Regions from separate parts of the Homo sapiens genome. Here region 2 is linked to region 1. A link is a contact called in ENCODE Hi-C or POLR2A ChIA-PET data. All regions are on one chromosome and are shown on one strand. Each heading gives the region's core, a stretch centred on a gene start or an enhancer-like site at or near the end of the contact. The rest is flanking DNA. Distances are from core to core; before and after follow the strand shown.

Evidence for each region. A loop is a pair of places that touch in the nucleus more often than their neighbours do. ChIA-PET counts read pairs that join two places held with the same protein, here RNA polymerase II (POLR2A).
Region 2: POLR2A ChIA-PET joins it to region 1 with 12 read pairs in BJ. The contact joins the promoter of TWIST2 here to the enhancer-like site in region 1. A Hi-C loop is called at or near these places in 1 of 168 maps with a recorded cell type or tissue (GM23248). POLR2A ChIA-PET finds 5 or more read pairs at or near these places in 3 of 52 experiments (BJ, MCF 10A and PC-3).

What each region holds. Positions count from the first base shown.
Region 1 is chr2:238,782,216-238,788,983 of GRCh38, forward strand. No RefSeq gene overlaps it. Among named protein-coding and RNA genes, the nearest start is that of TWIST2, 62 kb to the right of the region's middle. RefSeq lists an enhancer at 1,273-1,776. Within about 2 kb of position 2,921, at least 5 of the 41 ENCODE cell types and tissues checked have a DNase peak (open chromatin) inside an H3K27ac peak, as active enhancers do.
Region 2 is chr2:238,843,565-238,849,619 of GRCh38, forward strand. TWIST2 (twist family bHLH transcription factor 2) reads left to right here and starts at 4,521. Exons shown (of 2, transcript NM_001271893.4): 1 at 4,521-5,169. The coding sequence starts at 4,652. The coding sequence ends at 5,134. It overlaps LOC100287387 (a long non-coding RNA gene), which reads right to left and starts at 4,343. Exons shown (of 1, transcript NR_157851.1): 1 at 982-4,343. RefSeq lists enhancers at 2,457-2,967, 2,968-3,478, 5,012-5,521, 5,522-6,032.

The sequences.
Region 1 (6,768 bases), core at 1,671-4,170:
CACTAATATTTTATTCTGTAACGTGTAACCTGCCATGAATCCATCCAGTGTGTTTTTCATTTCAGCCATTATAGTTTTCATCTTTAAAACTTTAATTTGTCCTTTTTATATCTTCCACATCTTTACTCCACTTTTAAAACATATGGAATACAGTTATGGTAACTTTTATTTCTTTGTCTGCTAATTCTAACATCTGCATCAGTTCTGGGTCTGTTTTGATTGATTTTTCTCCTTATTATAGGACATATTTTTCTGTTTCTTTATCTGCCTGGTAATCTTTGATTGGATGCCAGATATTGAGAATTTCATCTCGTTGGGTGCTGGGTGTTTTTGTATATCTGCACATATTCTTGAGGTTTGTTCTGGGATGCGACTGAGTTTCTTGATCCTCTTGGATCTTACTTTTGAAGTTTGTTAGGTGGAACCGGAACCTCGTTTACACTAAGGGTACTTATTCTCCAATACTCAGGCAAGTACTGATACGCCACCCGATGTCCTCTGAGATTTCCAGTTTGTCATGTGGGCACAGGTGCTATTTGCAGACCGATGTGAGTGCCAGGCATTATTTCCTTTCATCTTTAAGGTGATTCTTTGCTCGGTCTTGGGCAGTTTCCTCACACACACCCGCCAATCCTGAAGGTGAGCCTCTGCAGATCTCTGGATTCTCTCCTCTCTGGGACTCTGCCCTGCCAAGGGTAGTTGCACTGGTCTCCCCGAAATCTCTATCTTCCCAACTCAGAGAGTCTGCTGGGCTCTGCCTGAGTGGAGGAGATGCCTCCTTCTTGTTCTGTGGCCTGAAAACTCAAGGCAGTGCATTGGGCTACCATAGGGCTCAATGGTTTCCTTCCCATCCCACAGGGATCACTGTCCTTCACTGCCTCCTTCCAGTGTTCGGAAGACCGTTGTTTTTCATATTTGGTCTGCTTTTTGTGTGTTTTTGTTTCCTATGGAGGGTAAATTTGGTCTGTGACAAAGTCTTTGTGCTGTGGTTCTCTCCATCTGCGCTAGGTTGGCCTTCCTCATCTCAATGCCCCCATGCCTGACATGGCACCTGACATTCAGTCCATCTACACTAGGTCAGCCTTCCTTATCTCAACGCCTCCATGCCAGACATGGCACCTGACACTCAGTCCATCTGCACTAGGTCGGCCTTCCTCATCTCAACGCCCCCATGCCTGACATGGCACCTGACACTCAGTCCATCTGCACTAGGTCGGCCTTCCTCATCTCAACGCCCCCATGCCTGACATGGCACCTGACACTCAGTCCAACTGCACTAGGTCGGCCTTCCTCATCTCAACACCCCCATGCCTGACATGGCACCTTACACTCAGTCCATCTGCACTAGGTCAGCCTTCCTCATCTCAACACCCCCATGCCTGACATGGCACCTGACATTCAGTGGAAACTGCATGCGCGTAGATTACATGAACGGATGAGCAAATGAACTTAACTGGGAGTAACAAAGGGCGCTGAAGGCATTTGTCACCAGCTGAAGAAGTGTCACTGCTCTCTTCACACACATCTGTATATGTGTCTTGTTTCTCACGGTGATAGTTTTGAGGCCAAGGAACCTGTTGAATTAATTCATATCACATCCTTAAGGCTCAGTGACTTCGTTTTGCACAATGTAGGCTTTTAATAAATGTTTGCTTAATAAATAATTCATGGGTCGTTTAGACACGTGTCTGACAAACTTGGGTTGAAGTGTGAATGTAACAAATTTGTCTCTAATCCCAGCTGTGTGGAGTCTTTCTTCTCTGCTCTAGCACTGTGCTATCGACTACTGATAGCACCAGTCGGTAGCAGATCCCAGGACAAAATTATAGTTAAAAGATGCATGACCCATGGTGCCTTAACTTTCATATATGATGTCTTCATCTTTTCAAGGTGTTTAGATGACCATAGGAAGAAAAAGCGAGAGATAGAGGAAGTTAAAGAAGAAATGTTGGCTGCCATTGAAAACCAATCACAAATAAAGTTACAAAGTCAATTGGAAAGCAAGTGATTCTTCACAAATGCAAATCCTAGGACAGTGCCTGGCAGAGAGGAACTCCTCACTCCACCATTCTAATTCAATAATAGTCAGTTACTAAGGGCACAGCACTTTTAGGAGGAGCTCTCCCCTCTCCTACTTATGCAGAGGGGCCAAAGGATATATGACCAGGCTGTCAGCATGGGCTTCGAAGCGCTTGCATTGGGGATGCTAAAGGAAGCAGGTGCTGAGCATGAAGGAGATCAGAATCAATGAGTTACACAGGCGTGTATTCTCAACCAGAGGTGTGGCTGCACCATTAAGCCAGGGAAAGGTGGGCTGGGACACAGGACTCAAATAATCCCTCTGGCTGGACCAACGCAGAGGCCATGAAGACAGAGGAGTGGAATGTTGGGGAAAGGAGCTTTTCCATTTTTCTCTCCTTTCAGAGCCATTTTGCCTGTTTTCAAATCTAGTAACAGCATTGCTTCACCAGCGCAGTGTTGTAGATACAGCCTGTGGGTCACACCAGGATGCAATTACACTGCTGGCGGCACAGTGAGCCAAGAGGCTCTGGATGGAGCCTGGCCACCCAGCCTTCCCTCCTCAAAGTTTAGAAACTCGCCAACCCGACCCGCCTGCTGGAGGCATGGCTGCAAACCTGCAGGGTGCCACGTTTGATTTTTAAGCCTGGTGTGCTTCCTTGCCTAAATTACTTTGTGATGTATCATACTGAACCCTAAAATATTTTGTAGCCAGTTTTATTACGAAATGGATTCTATTTGGTGATTACAAAATATTCTGCTTTTAAGTAGTCTCAGTTCTTCAGCTGCTTCCACATGTGTGTTCAGCCTGTTGAAGAAGATGCGGGAGGCATTGAGCCTCCCAGAGAAAGACCCTGCAAGAGACTCCAGGGAAGAAAAACTCTCAAATTAAAGTTGTGAGCTCTGGCCCCCGCGTGCTGACAAAATCCATTGCATGCACCGCCCTCTTGTGGTCACGCAGCAGGTGACACACTTCAAAGGCAAGTTACACGGACTCTGCGCTTGGCCCCGGGGAACAGGTTCTCTGTTAGGAAAAGCGTTTCTGAACATTCCTTTATTCACATGTGCACGCACACAGCACTATAAGCAAGTGAGATCTGACATCAGGGCTATTCTCCCCTATCACAAGGAAATAACACAAATGTGGATTTTTTAAAAGCTCAGAACTGTGGGTGAAGATTCCAAAATCACAGGATGTCCAAACTGGAAAGGATCCTGACATGATCTTGATCAAATCCCCTCCATTTTTTTTTTTAAAGTGGTGGGGGGTTTGTGTGATCTTAGACAACTCACTGTATGTCCCAGAGACACATATTGACTTGCCTAAGATCACACAGCAAATCGCTGGTGTTGAGGTACAGGCCTCTGTCCCATGCCGGAAGTGGCTCTGGGACTCACCACTCCAGCTCTTCACTGGAGACGTCAGGAGACTGAGTCCAGCGAGGTCGAGAGGCCAGGGCCACGCAGGGAGCCCGAGAGCTGAGCTCTGGTGCTGGTCCCCTGGGCAGTGGGTCCCTTCTCCCATCTATGTCCTTCCCTGTTCTTGGGCAGGGACTGTCTCTTCCACCAGGACCTCTGTGCCCAGGACCGGACAAGAGGGGCTTGTGGCAAGTATGGACGGATGAAGGGGGCACCAACCAGGACTCAGGAAGAGCAGGGGCCAGAAGCAGGGCCTGGGCTAACTTATGGTTCAAATGGTAAATTTTATGTTATGTATATTTTACCACAGTGAAAAAGGAAACAGCAGTTTTAAACCCAAATTTAAAAAAAGGAAATAAAAAAAAAACTTAGGAACTTCTTTATGAGGCTACAGAGCAGCTACCACCAGCCCCATTTGACAAGAAAAATGCTATTCCCTTTTTTATTGTGGTGAAACATACATAACATAAAATTTGCCATTTTTATCATTTTAAGTGCACACTTCAGTGGCATTAAGCACATCTGCGCTGCTGTGCAACCGTCACCACTATTCAGCTCCAGAACTTTCCATCTTCCCAAATGAGACTCTGTCCCCCATGAAACACGAACTCCCTGTTTCCTCCCCCAGCCCTGGCACCCGCAATCCTACTTTCCGTCTCTATGATTTTGACCCCTTAGCTTCCTCATGTGAGTGGAATCGTGCAAGGTTCGTCTTTTTGTGGCTGGTTGTTTCACTCAGCAGAACATCCTTAGGTGCCGTCCATGTTCCCTTCCTTTCCAAGGCCGGGTGCTGTCCCACCCTACGGATAAATCACCTTTCGTTTCTCCATTCATTCATCAGTGGACACTGGGTTGCTTCCACAGTCCACGTGGTTTCACCGAAGCCTGGCAGTGGGAGCTGTCCCCTCTGGTGGACAGTGAACTCACTCTGGGGGAGGGGTCGAGTAACCATGGTCAGATGGCTCTTGCGGTGAGAGGTATGTGCCTGCTCTGAGCAAGGCACCCCGAAGGCTGAGGCCTCTCTGGAGGCTGGTAACTGTCACCCAGGCCACAGCATCTTGGGCAACCTGGATTCCTTCCTTTCCACCTGGGAAGCTTGGCTGACCTGGGGCCCAGCTCAGGCTGTAGCCAGGATCGGATGCTGTTTTAAATTTGGGATTGGATTCAGAAGGATCGGGAACCTGAAAGTCAACGTCCTTTCGGTTGATCTGAAAACACAAAACTCACTGGCTTTGCCAAAAAGGCAGTTCTCAAATTCGCAGCCAAAGAACGCATCGAACAGAAATAGCATTAGAGGGAGTGCGGGGATCCCTTCCATGTTACCGTGAAGTTCTCATACTGTTGAGCGAACGTGGGAGTCAGGGTGGAGAAAGCGTGGCCTGGCCGGCAGGGCACCGCACACTGTGCCGCTGTCTCCCCACTTCGTTTTCATTCTCTTTAAAAACCAAAACTGAAAAACCCTGCCCGTAACTACTTGCACTTATGTCCCAAACACCTCTGACTTCTCATCCGCATTCTCACTGAGGAACGTGATGCCAAGGAAGGGACTTTAAAAAATCTCTTAATTAATTATTGGTTATAATGAATGCCGAGGAGGGCACGTTTCCAAAACCCTCGTCTCCACGGTTTGCTTTCTGTTGTGTGTGCGTCCGTTGTAAACACAGCTTTCAGAATTTTCGCTGATGCTCAAGTGCTCTTTCCAGCAACAGCATTCATACACGCCAGGCCACTTCCCGCAAGTCATAATTACAACATAAAGCCAAATTAAATGTTCTAACGCTGTCGCTCCAACTCCTTCACATTTCCTTGCTCTTAGCAAACTTCCTTTTTTGAGTCCTGCAAAAGATTCGCTATTTTCCATTAAAGTAGACTCACTATTTCCTTCTAGAGTATTAAAAGTGCAAAGAGCCACAGGTAAAGCCTTCCTTTTCTCTGGTCTTACCGCATCCTTTGTCCAAACAAAGGCAGAAGTCCCCTGTCCCCCATGCAGTTGTATGTACGCAGAGAGCCCAGTCCCAGCTCCTAGGCGGTCAGACAGGCACCCCGAGTCACCACTGGCCTGCCAGCACCAGCAGCTCCAGGTCCCTGAAATCCAGCAGGCATAACCTAAGAGGTTACCTAGAGTTCAGTCAAGCTCCTCAAATAGCCACTAAGTGAAATGAGGAAAAGTTATGTAAAGTGAAGTAAAATCCTCAACAATGAAACACAAAGCTGTTATTCTCTTTTTATGAAACTCCAGTAAATTGTTTCAGAAAATGAAAGTGCCGGAAAAGAAATATTTCCATTGGGAACTAGAGATGCCCTGTGTTAAAATGGTCACACAGAAATCTGGACGACCAAGCTTTAAAGCTTTGGCTGTGTTTTAAGCTATAGCCTCGGTTCATTAGAATGGGATTTTTTTTTTTAACCAACAAACTTCTACTTTTTCTCTCTATGTGTTGTTCTGCTTAAGCCTCTGAAAACTAATTTATAAAATTGAAAATGTGTTCTTGTAGCAATTCCATACTTTCTAATAAACTTGATATAGACCCTTTTGTAGTTAATGGAATCCTTTTTTAAAATTATGTTTGAATTTTCATTTATTTGAGCTCTTAGAAAACTGTAGATTGCTAAATTGAAGTTTAAATGAATTTGTTCATTATAGCAGTTAAGAAGGCACCAAAGCCTCACCAGCAATTTCACAATTAATTAAAAATAAAAACTAATTTAAAATTATGCAGAAAAGGACACTACTTAAATCACACAGCTTTCTTTTTTTTGCTATAGCTGGGTGAGGTTTGAATATCCTAAACTCTTAAATGCAACTATTAAAATGATTAAACAGTGGGAGTAAAATATTGGCAAATGCAATATCAGCCTAGGTATAACTTCATTTTCATTATCTTGTGGTTTTTTTCTTTTAAAAATAATTTTAAATTAGTTTTTTTCCTTTTAAAAAGAAAAAACATCAAACCTGTGGCTTTATTGAAGGCTCTCTTTACACTTCATATTTTGGTGGAAATATTGCTAATTCCGAGTGTATCTTCTTGAAAAGCTTTCTGCAGAGGAAACGGGATGGTTCTAAATTCTGTCTTCTGATTTCTGACACAGCACGGTGAAATTTTTGATGAAACATCTATACCAGGCCTCCGGGCTTTCCTGAATTTGTCTAGATAAAGAAGAAGGACAAAAATCTTTTCCATCTGTAATTTTGTAAAGTTATAGAACATTTTTAAAACCTGCATTAAATTAGCAATGGAAAGAGTATTCTGTCTCCAAACATTTCTAGAATTGAGAATTTTTTTCTCTAATTCTAGTACATGCTTAACTTTACGCAACATTTTGCCCATA
Region 2 (6,055 bases), core at 3,271-5,770, 63 kb after region 1:
CTCCCAAAGTAGCAGTTGGGATTTTTAAAGGAGAATCCTGCCTGTACAGGATGTGTGCCCTGGGCTTTAGGTTCTGGCTCTTTGTAAGTAGGATTCCATCCTGCTGGTGTCATTGCTGAAGTTAGGCAGAAGATTGGCTCTTGGACTTGACATCCAGAAAGTGTTCTGATGCCCATCACCAAGAATACATTGCACTTTACAACTAGATTCGAGAAGCATCTTCAACCCTGGTTTTTAGAACTGAAAAATGCTTTTACAGTGACCCCCAACCCTCACCGCTGCTCTATCACACTGGGGAATGTGCTGGATGATTGAAATCTTGGGGGGTGGCAGGTGGTTGCAGGTAGGCATAAAGTATTGCCAGAATAAAGCCAACAATACATGGCACAAGGATAGCTTTTTCCCAGACAGCATATTTCTAGCATTCAGCAACATGATGCTGAAGACCCCTAGAATCTACACAGAAATGCCAAAACTTTGTCAGATAATTCTCAAGAGTCCATCTCTGAAAACTTGTGGTTTCTTAAAATAATGGGTCATGTTCACTGTCATCTCAGTCTACGAGAGAATAATTCAAAATGAAGGCACCAAGACTAGTTTGATGGAAAAGTGTCAGTGGAGCGCTGTGTTAGTGTAAGACTGCTACTGCGCCAATGCTATTTGCTTTGCAAATAAGGAAGTGCTGTTTGGGAGATGCTGTTACCAACCCCCGGATCAATGTCATTGATTCATTAATCTGTTGGATTGATTCTGTCACACAAATATGGGCTGCTCTGTCATCTGCTCTCAGTTCACTAAATTCAAGTGGAGGTAACAACCCACCATGTCACTGGGAATGGAAACTAGACCTTTAACGATATCTTGGTTTTTGTCTCTTGCTCCAACAAGAACTTCATAGAGTTAAACTACAAAAGGATCTGCTGAAGAGCTCAGGTGGGTTCACCCGTGCAGGCATTTTGACAAAAGGTAGCGACAACAGCATTCAAATGTATAAATTCATTGCTTTATTTAGCTCCTGAGAGTTTACTAAATTTTTTTCACATCTGAGCAAGTACACAGTTTCTTATCCTAAGAAAGCCCAGGGGCTGTATAATTGCGTCGTATTCTTTTTTCTTTCTTTTCTTTCTTTTTTTTTTTTTTTGACACAGTCTTGCTCTATCGTCCAGGCTGGAGTGCAGTGGCATGATCTTGGCTCACTGCAACCTCCGCCTCCTGGGTTCAAGCGATTATCCTGCCTCAGCCTCCCGAGTAGCTGAAATTACAGGCATGCACCACCACACCCAGCTAATTTTTGTATTTTTAGTACAAATGGGCTTTCACTATGTTGGCCAGGCTGGTCTCGACCTCCCAACCTCAGGTGATCCACCTGCCTTGGCCTCCCAAAGAGTTGGGGGATTACAGGCGCGAGCCACCGTGCCTGGCTGCTATTCTTGAAGACTATCCCCAGGTGACAATCCCTGCAGTGTCATTCTACTGCAGCAAGATTAAAGCCAATCTAATAGCTGGCAAATTTGCTGTGAAAACATATCACCTTCTGTTACTTGCTGCCCTAAGGAAAATGTGCAATAGAAGAATCTTTCAGAACACCAGTTCATTTTTTTTTAAAAAACACAAAGTCACATGAAACAAAGCACACTTTTTTACATATATGAAAGGAAGCATTCACAGGATTTTCCATACTCAGTAATGAATAAGTACCCCAAGAACTGTATTTACTTCTGTGAATCTTTGTTGCGTGATATTTTACTGAAGTCCAAGTGAGCCTGGGTGGTCCTGCAAAGAGTATTCACACAGAGATATATTGTATTACTTATGCTATTAATAAATTGGCTTTATTAGCCTTATCACTGACTTAATTTTTGAAAGAAAAACTCAAACTAAATCAATAACCTGAGTATTATTTCCCAAATTGATGACATTTTCATTTGGGTTTTAATTCAGCAAATTCCCCTCCTCAAAAGAGGGGAATGCTGTCACTTCCCCAGCCAACATACAGGTGACATTGGAAACGCTGCTAAATGCCACTGTGCCTTAGCTTCTCCTATGTATGCAAGGGGTCACTGCCCAGGTAATGACTCTGAGGGGCTGGCAATACAGCATAAGAAAGTCACTCCAAATTCTGTTAAGCAAGGTTTTCCGCAGGCAGCCGTCAGTATCACAGCCTCCAGTACTATAATCATTGTTAAAGCATTTTAAAATAGACAAGACACGCCATGAAGAAAGTGCATCCAGACGGTTGAACTGGGCTGCTGGTTATGATAGCTCCAGGGCGCCCCGGGGGGTCGCAGGTGAAATCCTCCAGGTCCATCTCCCCAGGCAGAGGTGAGCCTGCAATCCAGCTTGCGCTGCCCTTCCAGGGCGTCCCCGGGGCCTCTGGTCTTCAGGGCTGGGCTGAGCCCTGGGCTGCTCAGGACCAAAGCTGAGCTGTTTTTCTTTCAAACTAAACTATGAACTCTCTCTGCTGGAGAAAGAGACAGAAAGGACAGAGAAAGAGACACGCCGACAGAGCCAGAGTGACACAGGGGCACGCAGACAGGGAGACGAGGATGGCGAAGCAGGCTACCAGGCAGGTCCTCTCCTCAGTAAAAGCCCTCCGCATCTGGGAAAGGGAAGATGTCCCTGGATCTGGGTCCTTGGACCCACACAGGGTTGGTAAAAGGGCAGCAAATCGCTACTGTCACTGCTCTGAGCAAAGAAACCAGGGAAAGGCCAGTTCGGGAAAAACAGGCCCTTTCCATCTGACGTGAAGCCCCAGGAAGGGCTGCAGCCCAGCACCGGCAGGACGGCTGGGGACCTGGCTTCTCTCTCTCTCTCTCTCTCGTTCCTTAAATTTTTATTTGAGAATTTTAAAGAAAGGGACCTGGAAAGCTATTTTGTTGGGCTAGAGGGGCCGTGGGCCTTCCCAGCGCGGAGGAAGGAGGGCGGTCAGGCCGGGTGGGGCTGGGTGCGGTGGCTCTGCAGAACCTTTAGGCACCGAACTGAAGCCGCGGGTCCGGTGCGCGGACACTGCGCAGGGCGCTGCTACCGACTCACATGCATGCGAGGGCCCGCTCCTAGGCGTTCTGCCTTCCTGGACGGATTGTTGGTAAAACGTCCCCTAGAACGGCCGGAGCCAGGGCCCTCGGACAGGGGCGCGAAGGGCCCGCTCTTTGCCGTCCTCGGGTTTCCCAACGCGGTGGTCGTGGCCCGCGGGCCCCACCTCGCGGCCCGCCTGGCCGGCCGGAGGAGCAGCGGAGGCCGAGCACTCCCCGGTCTCGGGTTCAACTTCAATAAAAGGGCCCAGCCCGCCCTTGATCACGCGGCTTGCCTGACAGCCCGGCTCAGGCCCGGGCCTAATTGAGCCCGGGTCACCTGGGAATAGGTTCAAAGGCATCAAAGCCGTAAAAACCACCTCCAGGCCCAGAGCCAGAGCGGCCTGGCGAACAAAGAGCCCCCCAACCACTTCAAACGCGCTCGCGCTCGCCGTCCAGATGGCCCGGGGCCGGGGTCCGTGGTGTCGCTCACCGAGGCCGGGCCCCACACTCCAGCCACCCTGAGCCTCCTGCTCGGAGCTGCCCGCGGGCTGCCAGCGCAGCGGAGGCTGGGCCCGGGGCAGCCTCGTGCAGCTCCCGGAGCGCCCTCCGTCCTCTGCTGACCCGCGAAGCGAAGGCGGAGCGCAGAGGCTGGGGCCGTACAAGGCGGGCCGGCAGGCGCCCCAACCCGCGCCCAGCAACCCGGGTAGGGCCAGGCAGGCGGGCGCGGCGGGTACCGGGCGCTCCCGCAGAGGCTCGCTGTGGCGTTGTTTTAAAGCTGTTAGAAGGAAGGTTCGGGAAGGGCGTCGGGGCCGGGGCTCCCCAGCAAGCCAGGGTAAGAAATGGTCCCCGACACGCACGCTGGCCGAAGGGTGGCATCTCCACGGATCTTGGCGGCATGTCCTTGGGCACGGGCGTCTCCAGGGGGCCCCGACTGTCCTTACACTGGCGGTCCGGACACCGAGACCCCTGCCCGCGCAGCTCCCCAGACCCCAGGCCTAAGCTTGCGGGCCGCGGTGCAGACTAGCTGTGCGCCCGGGGGCGGCCAAGACCCACACAGGTCGAGGAGGCTCCTGGCTGCGTCCTCATCTTCTGGGAGCGCATCTGGGACTGGACTCGCCTCTCTAGCCCCTCACGCCCAGAGAGAGAACCCCCCAAAGCCCAGTGGGGGCCGATCTCTACGTTGAGGCGTAGACAAAGCCAGGCTTGGCCGGGCCTAGGGCTCGGGGCGGCCTGAGAGTGCCCTGCGTTCGGGGTGGGGGCGCGGGCGGCGGGCGAGGACCCGGCCCCCGGGATGCCCTCCGCGCCGGGGCCGAAGGGGGAGGCAAAACTGAAAGTGCCGCGCCGGGGGGCGGGGGCGGCCGGCGAAGGCCCCAGAACTTGTCCTGCCCCCGGCCACCGCGGCCAATCAGCGCGCCGCCCTAGCTCCTGACAACTATTTAGCAACCCAGCCCAGCTAGAGTTTCCAAAAAAGTTAGAATAACTTCCTCTCCCGGAGACCTCGGTTTTGCACAAGCCGGCCTTGAAATCAGAGCCTTTCCAGCAACTCCGAGAGCGTGTGCTCGGCGACCGCGGGCTTGGCCAGCGGCGCGCGCTCGGCGCCCCGGCGCCCCCAGCCCCACGCGCGCCGGGCGGGCGCCATGGAGGAGGGCTCCAGCTCGCCCGTGTCCCCCGTGGACAGCCTGGGCACCAGCGAGGAGGAGCTCGAGAGGCAGCCCAAGCGCTTCGGCCGGAAGCGGCGCTACAGCAAGAAGTCGAGCGAAGATGGCAGCCCGACCCCGGGCAAGCGCGGCAAGAAGGGCAGCCCCAGCGCGCAGTCCTTCGAGGAGCTGCAGAGCCAGCGCATCCTGGCCAACGTGCGCGAGCGCCAGCGCACCCAGTCGCTCAACGAGGCCTTCGCGGCGCTGCGCAAGATCATCCCCACGCTGCCCTCTGACAAGCTGAGCAAGATCCAGACGCTCAAGCTGGCCGCCAGGTACATAGACTTCCTCTACCAGGTCCTGCAGAGCGACGAGATGGACAATAAGATGACCAGCTGCAGCTACGTGGCCCACGAGCGCCTCAGCTACGCCTTCTCCGTGTGGCGCATGGAGGGCGCGTGGTCCATGTCCGCCTCCCACTAGCGCCGCGCCACCCACCTCCGGACCGGCGCGCCAGGGTAGGTGCTGCGCGCGCGACGGGCGCCCTCCGCTGCGGGGGGCGGGCGGCAGGGGCGCAGGGGCATTGGGGCCTGCTCGTGTCTCCTCGGCGAGGCCCCGCGGGCCGCGGGGGCTTGGATGCCGTGCGCTTTTCCTCTTAGCAAGGAAGGCGGGCGGGCGGGACGCTCACAGTCCCAGGGACACCCCTGAGTGCAGACTTCCACGCGAGGGTGTCAGTTGGGAACCGGCGGACCGGTGACTCCCCCGGCGGGTTCTGAAGATACTTAGACAGATGGTCGCAGTTTTCATTCTCGGTGGTGTGTGGGTGTCCGTGGTTGGCGGTGGAAGGAGCGAGCATCAGAAAAACCTCCTGGGGCCGGCTGGGGACTGGGATATGAGGACCAGCTGCCCTTTGCGTCCGCCGCAGCGCAGGCCGCCCGCGAAGCTGCCCGAGCCGGGTGTTGCCGGGCGAATGGCTTCGCTTTCTTCCTGGGCAAGGGTAGAGCGCGTCCGTCGGGCGGACACTCAGATCTACCCAGCTGCTCGCGCCTGGGGTCCCCGGCCGTCGGCGCCCTGGCCTGCCCAGTGGGCGTAGAGGTGCGGGCCTGCGGCTCCAGGGTTTGCCTGGGGAGGACGGGAGGAAACTGCCCTGCGCTTCGGGGCCAGAGCAGCCACAGGGCCGGGTGTGCCCGAGAAGGGCCCTGGGCCGAGAGCGCAGAGCCTGGAGCGCTGAGGCAGGCGGGTCCGACGCAGCCGCGCGGAGCCCCAGGGCGCCCGCAGGCAGGTGGAGCTGACCTAGGAACTGGGAGCCCTGAGTCCCAACCTTGACCCTGGAGTACCCGGGAGGGGCCCCGCCCATCCAGCCCCGCAGGGATGGGCGAGGGGTCCAGGCTGGGAAACGGGTCT